2 separate regions of the Homo sapiens genome follow, and region 1 is linked to region 2. A link is an interaction called in ENCODE POLR2A ChIA-PET data of the cell type or tissue named here. Cell type or tissue: IMR-90. All regions are shown on one strand. Region 1 overlaps TAF12 (TATA-box binding protein associated factor 12). Region 2 overlaps PHACTR4 (phosphatase and actin regulator 4).

The links. Peaks named below come from ENCODE experiments on the same cell type or tissue, not always from the same donor. Only the 100,000 strongest peaks of a DNase experiment are listed, where the experiment ranks them.
Region 1: POLR2A ChIA-PET joins it to region 2 with 5 read pairs; 3 of 35 experiments call an interaction of 5 or more read pairs at or near these places.

The regions. Positions count from the first base shown.
Region 1 is chr1:28,621,691-28,624,190 of GRCh38, reverse strand. TAF12 (TATA-box binding protein associated factor 12) reads left to right here. Exons shown (of 6, transcript NM_005644.4): 2 at 2,026-2,277. The coding sequence starts at 2,110. Among named protein-coding and RNA genes, the nearest start is that of TAF12, 20 kb to the left of the region's middle. In IMR-90, no CTCF peak of the experiment used is centred here; no DNase peak of the experiment used is centred here.
Region 2 is chr1:28,454,722-28,457,221 of GRCh38, reverse strand. The region is part of intron 2 of PHACTR4 (phosphatase and actin regulator 4); the gene reads right to left. Among named protein-coding and RNA genes, the nearest start is that of SNHG3, 50 kb to the left of the region's middle. In IMR-90, no CTCF peak of the experiment used is centred here; a DNase peak (open chromatin) is centred at 981; H3K27ac peaks cover 287 bases.

The DNA of each region.
Region 1 (2,500 bases), 170 kb before region 2:
AAGAGATGGAGATGTTTGTCTTGGCTCCCACTAAGGAAAAGGAGATATATTTCTCCACATCCAGTTTGCTTGGATCCTGGTTGGTGAAGATGTACCAGGCCATTCAACTAAAATGGTTCCATGGCAAGGATGGTGCTTGATGCCAGTTGTTCATTTACAGGTAGCTTTTGAAAATGGCTGCCTCTCATTTCACCGGGCTCACAGCTGTTGCTGATGTAATTAAAGATCTAGACACTCAGATAGCTGTAAGTAAGTTTGAGGCTACTGTGAGCAGAACTTGGTGAATGTGCTTCTGATCGTGATGACACCCAAGCTGACGTCCACAGAGTCAGCCTCATGACTCTAAGATTCAGGAGTCTCAGCTGCTCCAGACTAGGGTCTCTGCATGTACTTAGATTGCTAACACTCAGAGAAAAATTGCTCTTGATAAAGAGGAGTTTACTTTTAACAGCTGCTAAAAGTTATGTTTATTGGGCATAGCCCTGACATAGACTTAAGCATGTTTGAAATGCCAGAATGAACTAGTCTGTATTCTTAAGCTTTGTGACTGATTTTTTTAAAGGATGTGATTGTGCTATGACTTATTTGAATTTAACATTATTTGATACTTTAAAAATAATGCATGTAGTACTTAACTATTTTTACAAAGTTCTCAAAAATGTCTTGCTTATTCTAGTTTATTTATTTATTTATTTATTTATTTTTATTATTATTTGAGATGGAGTTTCGTCAACCTCTGCATCCCGAGTTCAAGCAATTCTTCTGCCTTAGCCTCCCAAGTAGCTGGGATTACAGGCGTGTGTCACCACGCCCGGCTAATTTTGTGTTTTTAGTAGAGTTGGGGTTTCTCCATGTTGGTCAGGCTAGTCTCAAACTCCTGACCTCAGGTGATCCACCCACCTCGGCCTCCCAAAGTGCTGGGATTACAGGCATGAGCCACTGTGCCCAGCCTCTAGTTTATTTTTATTTCATTTTATTTTTAGATAGTGTCTCACTCTGTCACCTAGGCTGGAATGCAGTAGTGGTGTGATCATGGCTTATTGCAGCCTCAACTTCTTGGGCTCAGGCAATCCTCCTGCCTTAGCCTCCTGAGTAGCTAGGACCACATGCTACCATGTCCAGCTAAGTGTTTTTTGTGTTTTGTTTTTTTTTTTGTGGGGCGGTGGGGGCGAGTCTCACTCTGTTGCCCAGGCTGGAGTACAGTGGCGTGATCTCGGCTCACTGCAAGCTCTGTCTCCTGTGTTCAAGTGATTGTCCTGCCTCAGTCTCCCCAGTAGCTGGGAGGGATTATAGGCATGTGCCACTACGCCTAGCCAATTTTTTTGTATTTTTAGTAGAGATGGGGTTTCACCATGTTGGTCAGGCTCCTCTCGAACTCCTGACCTCAGGTGATCTACCCGCCTTGGCCTCCCAAAGTGCTGGGATTACAGACCTGAGCCACCACACCCAGCCCCAGCTAAATTTTTACAGAGATAGGGCTTCCCCATGTTCCCCAGGCTGGTCTTGAACTCCTGTCTCAAGTGGTCCTTCCACTTCAGGCACCCAACATGCTGGGATTACAGACATGAGCTACTGCACGCGGCCCTAGTTTATTTTTGTACATAAGATTCTTCATTTCATTTACTTGCTTCCTTGTTTAAATTTTGTGGACTATTTCACTTAATATTTGGAAATGAGATGGTTTCTAAATATCAGCTGAGAGTAATAAACATTCTTCATTCCCTCAATTTTTAACCTGTGGATATTAAATGGTCACCATTCCATATATACTGAAGAACCCTCAAAGTCTAACAGACCTCATTTTACTTACTTTTTTTTTTTTTTTTTTTTCTTGGTAGAGACTAGGTCTCGCTATGTTGCCCAAGCTGGTCTTGAACTACTGGGCTCAAGTGATGCTACCACCTGGGCCTCCCAAAGTGCTGGGATTACAGTTGTGAGCCATTGCACCAGGCCTCTTTTTACTCTCAAGATTCATCCTTTATTACAGGTTCTTCTAGAGCTAATTCTTGTGCTTTTCTTCTCCAGTTAATTGGCCTTGGTCCTCACAGCTCCAAAAAGAAACAGGATCTCGATAAGCTCTATGAGCTGAAGTCCAAAGCTCGGCAGATTATGAACCAGTTTGGCCCCTCAGCCCTAATCAACCTCTCCAATTTCTCATCCATAAAACCGGAACCAGCCAGCACCCCTCCACAAGGCTCCATGGCCAATAGTACTGCAGTGGTAAAGATACCAGGCACTCCTGGGGCAGGAGGTCGTCTTAGCCCTGAAAACAATCAGGTATCATCCTCTTACTCTTTCTTCTCTGTAGCCACTTCTTACCTATTATTTCAATCTGTAATACTTTAAGAGATGTCCATCTCAGATGCTGCTTTTTTCTCTTAGCCGAAAAGGTCTTTTCCCTCTTTTGGATTTCTAACTTTTTTTGTTTGTTTTAATATAAGTAGAGAGTTTATTTGGGCCAAATTTGAGGACTCCCAATTCAGGAGACACAGATTCAAGT
Region 2 (2,500 bases):
TTTTTTTCACTTGATTGATGGAGGTTTAGGGAAGTTTTTCAATAAAGGTTAGATTTATACAATCGTAATTATCACAGTAAATGCAATGGTGACTACTGATGCATTAGTTTGCTATGCCCAGAAGACTTAGGCAAAATAGCATCCTCATTACTAAAGTGCAAAAGATGGAAATGACAAGAGGACAGTGACTCTTCCTAGTTGCATGACTTATACAAGGACATTCTGGGTCTCAATTACTTTAACACTTTACATGAAATACACTAGAATCTGATTATCTATCTATCTATCTATCTATCTATCTATCTGTCTCTCTATCTATTTATCTAGTTATTTTAGAGACAGGGTTTCGTTCTGTTGCCCAGCATGGAGTGCAGTGGCACAATCACAGCTCACTGAGCCTTCAACTCCAGGACTCAAGCAATCCTCTGCCTCAGCCTCCTGAGTAGCTGAGATTACAGGCAAATAGTTGAAATTATGAGAATGTCTCAGATTACAGACACTGGCTACAGCATCTGGCTTCTCTTCTTTTTTAGGTAAAGAAAGACCAGCCTGGGGAACATGAAGAAACCCTGTCTCTTAAAAAAAAAAAAAAATTAGTTGGGCAGGGTGCCATGTGCCTAGTCCCAGCTACTTGCGAGGCTGAGGTGGGAAGATCGCTTGAGCTCAGCAGGTCCAGGCTGCAATGAGCTGTGATCGTGCCACTGCACTCCAGCCTGGGCGACAGAGCCATACTGATATAGTTTAGATATGTGTCCCGCTCAAATCTCAGGTTGAATTGTAATCTTCAGTACTGGAAGTGGGGCCTGGTTGGAGGTGACTGGATCATGGGGGTGGATTTCTCATGAATAGTTTAGCACCATCCATATGGTGCTGCCTTAGCAATAGTGAGTGAGTTCTCGTGAGATCTGGTCGTTTAAAAGTATGTGGCATCTCCCTCTTTGCTCTCTTGTTCCTGCTCTGGTCACGTGACATGCTTATTCCTGGTTGGTTTTCTGTCATGATTCATGATTGTAAGTTTCCTGAGACCTCCCCAGAAGCAGGGCAGTTGCAAGCATTATGTTTCCTGTACAGCCTACAGAACCACGAGTCAAATAAAGCTCTTTTCTTTATAAATTATCCAGTCCCAGGGATCTCTTTATAGCAATGCAAGAATGGCTTAATACAGGGACCTTGTCTCAAAAAAAAAATAGTTGATACATAAGCAAAATATGTATAAAAAAAATAAAGCCACTGAATACAAAAAACAGAGCAACATTTTCTTTGCTTCTCATGCAAATGTGCTTGATTTTCACTTTTACAAAACTTTTAGAGGCAGATGTCCTTCTTTCCTCTTACCTCCTGTGTTGGGGTAGAGCCACACCTGGCCCTGACTCAGTTATCTCAAATTCACACATACATATTCATATCCTCATATTCTCCCTCCTTCCTTCCCCTCTTTTTCCTACTCTCCAGGACAAACAGTACATTATTTCCAAGACTCCGAAATCTGTCCAAATACTTGGAATCAGCCCAATTGCCTTTTCAAAATACAGAATCTCCAGGAGGTAGGACTTTCAGAATCTGTTTTAAAAAATCTCTCCAGGTCAGCCTAGGGTCCTAAGGTCAGTCAGGTGTGTTAAACCCAATACCAGATTATTATCTGGAAACCTCATGGAGGTTAAAAGAGACAGAGGCAGACATTTTCTGGCTATAGGCTGCTTCTTTGTTGAAGAAAAATGAATTAGGGGCCAGGCATGGTGACTCATGCCTGTAATCCCAGCACTTTGGGAAGCCGAGGCAGGCAGACCACCTGAGATCAGGAGTTTGAGACCAGCCTAGCCAACATGGTGAAACCTCGTCTCTACTAAAAATACAAAAATTAGCTGGGTGTGGTGGTACACGCCTATAATCCCAGCTACTCGGGAGGCTGAGGCAGGAGAATCTTGAACTTGGGAGGCGGAGGTTGCAGTGAGCCAAGATCACATCACTGCACTCCAGCCTGGGTGAAAGCAAAACTCTGTCTCAAAAAAAAAAAAAAAAAAAAGAAAGAAAGAAAAAGAAAAAGAAAAATGAGGCCAGATGCGGTGGCTCATGCCTGTAATCCCAACACTTTGGGAGGCCGAGACAGGTGGATCACTTGAGGGCAGGAGGTTGAGACCAGCCTGGCCAACATGAGGAAACCCTGTCTCTATTAAAAATACAACAACAAAAAAAAATTAGCTGAGTATGGTGGCAGGCACCTATAATCCCAGCTACTTGGGAGGCTGAGGCAGGAGAATGGCTTGAATGCGGGAGGTGGAGGTTACAGTGAGCTGAGCTGGTCTCAAACTGCTGGGTTCAAGTGGTCCTTCCACCTCAGTCTCCCAACGTGGTAGGATAATTGGAGTGTTTAGGCCATTTATATTTAATGCTTTTCCTATATATCTCAAATATGGTCCAAGTTGCAAATAAACAACAGAAGCTTACAGTTGTTTCTTCCCAAATTTATAATACATTATCTCCAATTATGTGTTATTGGAAA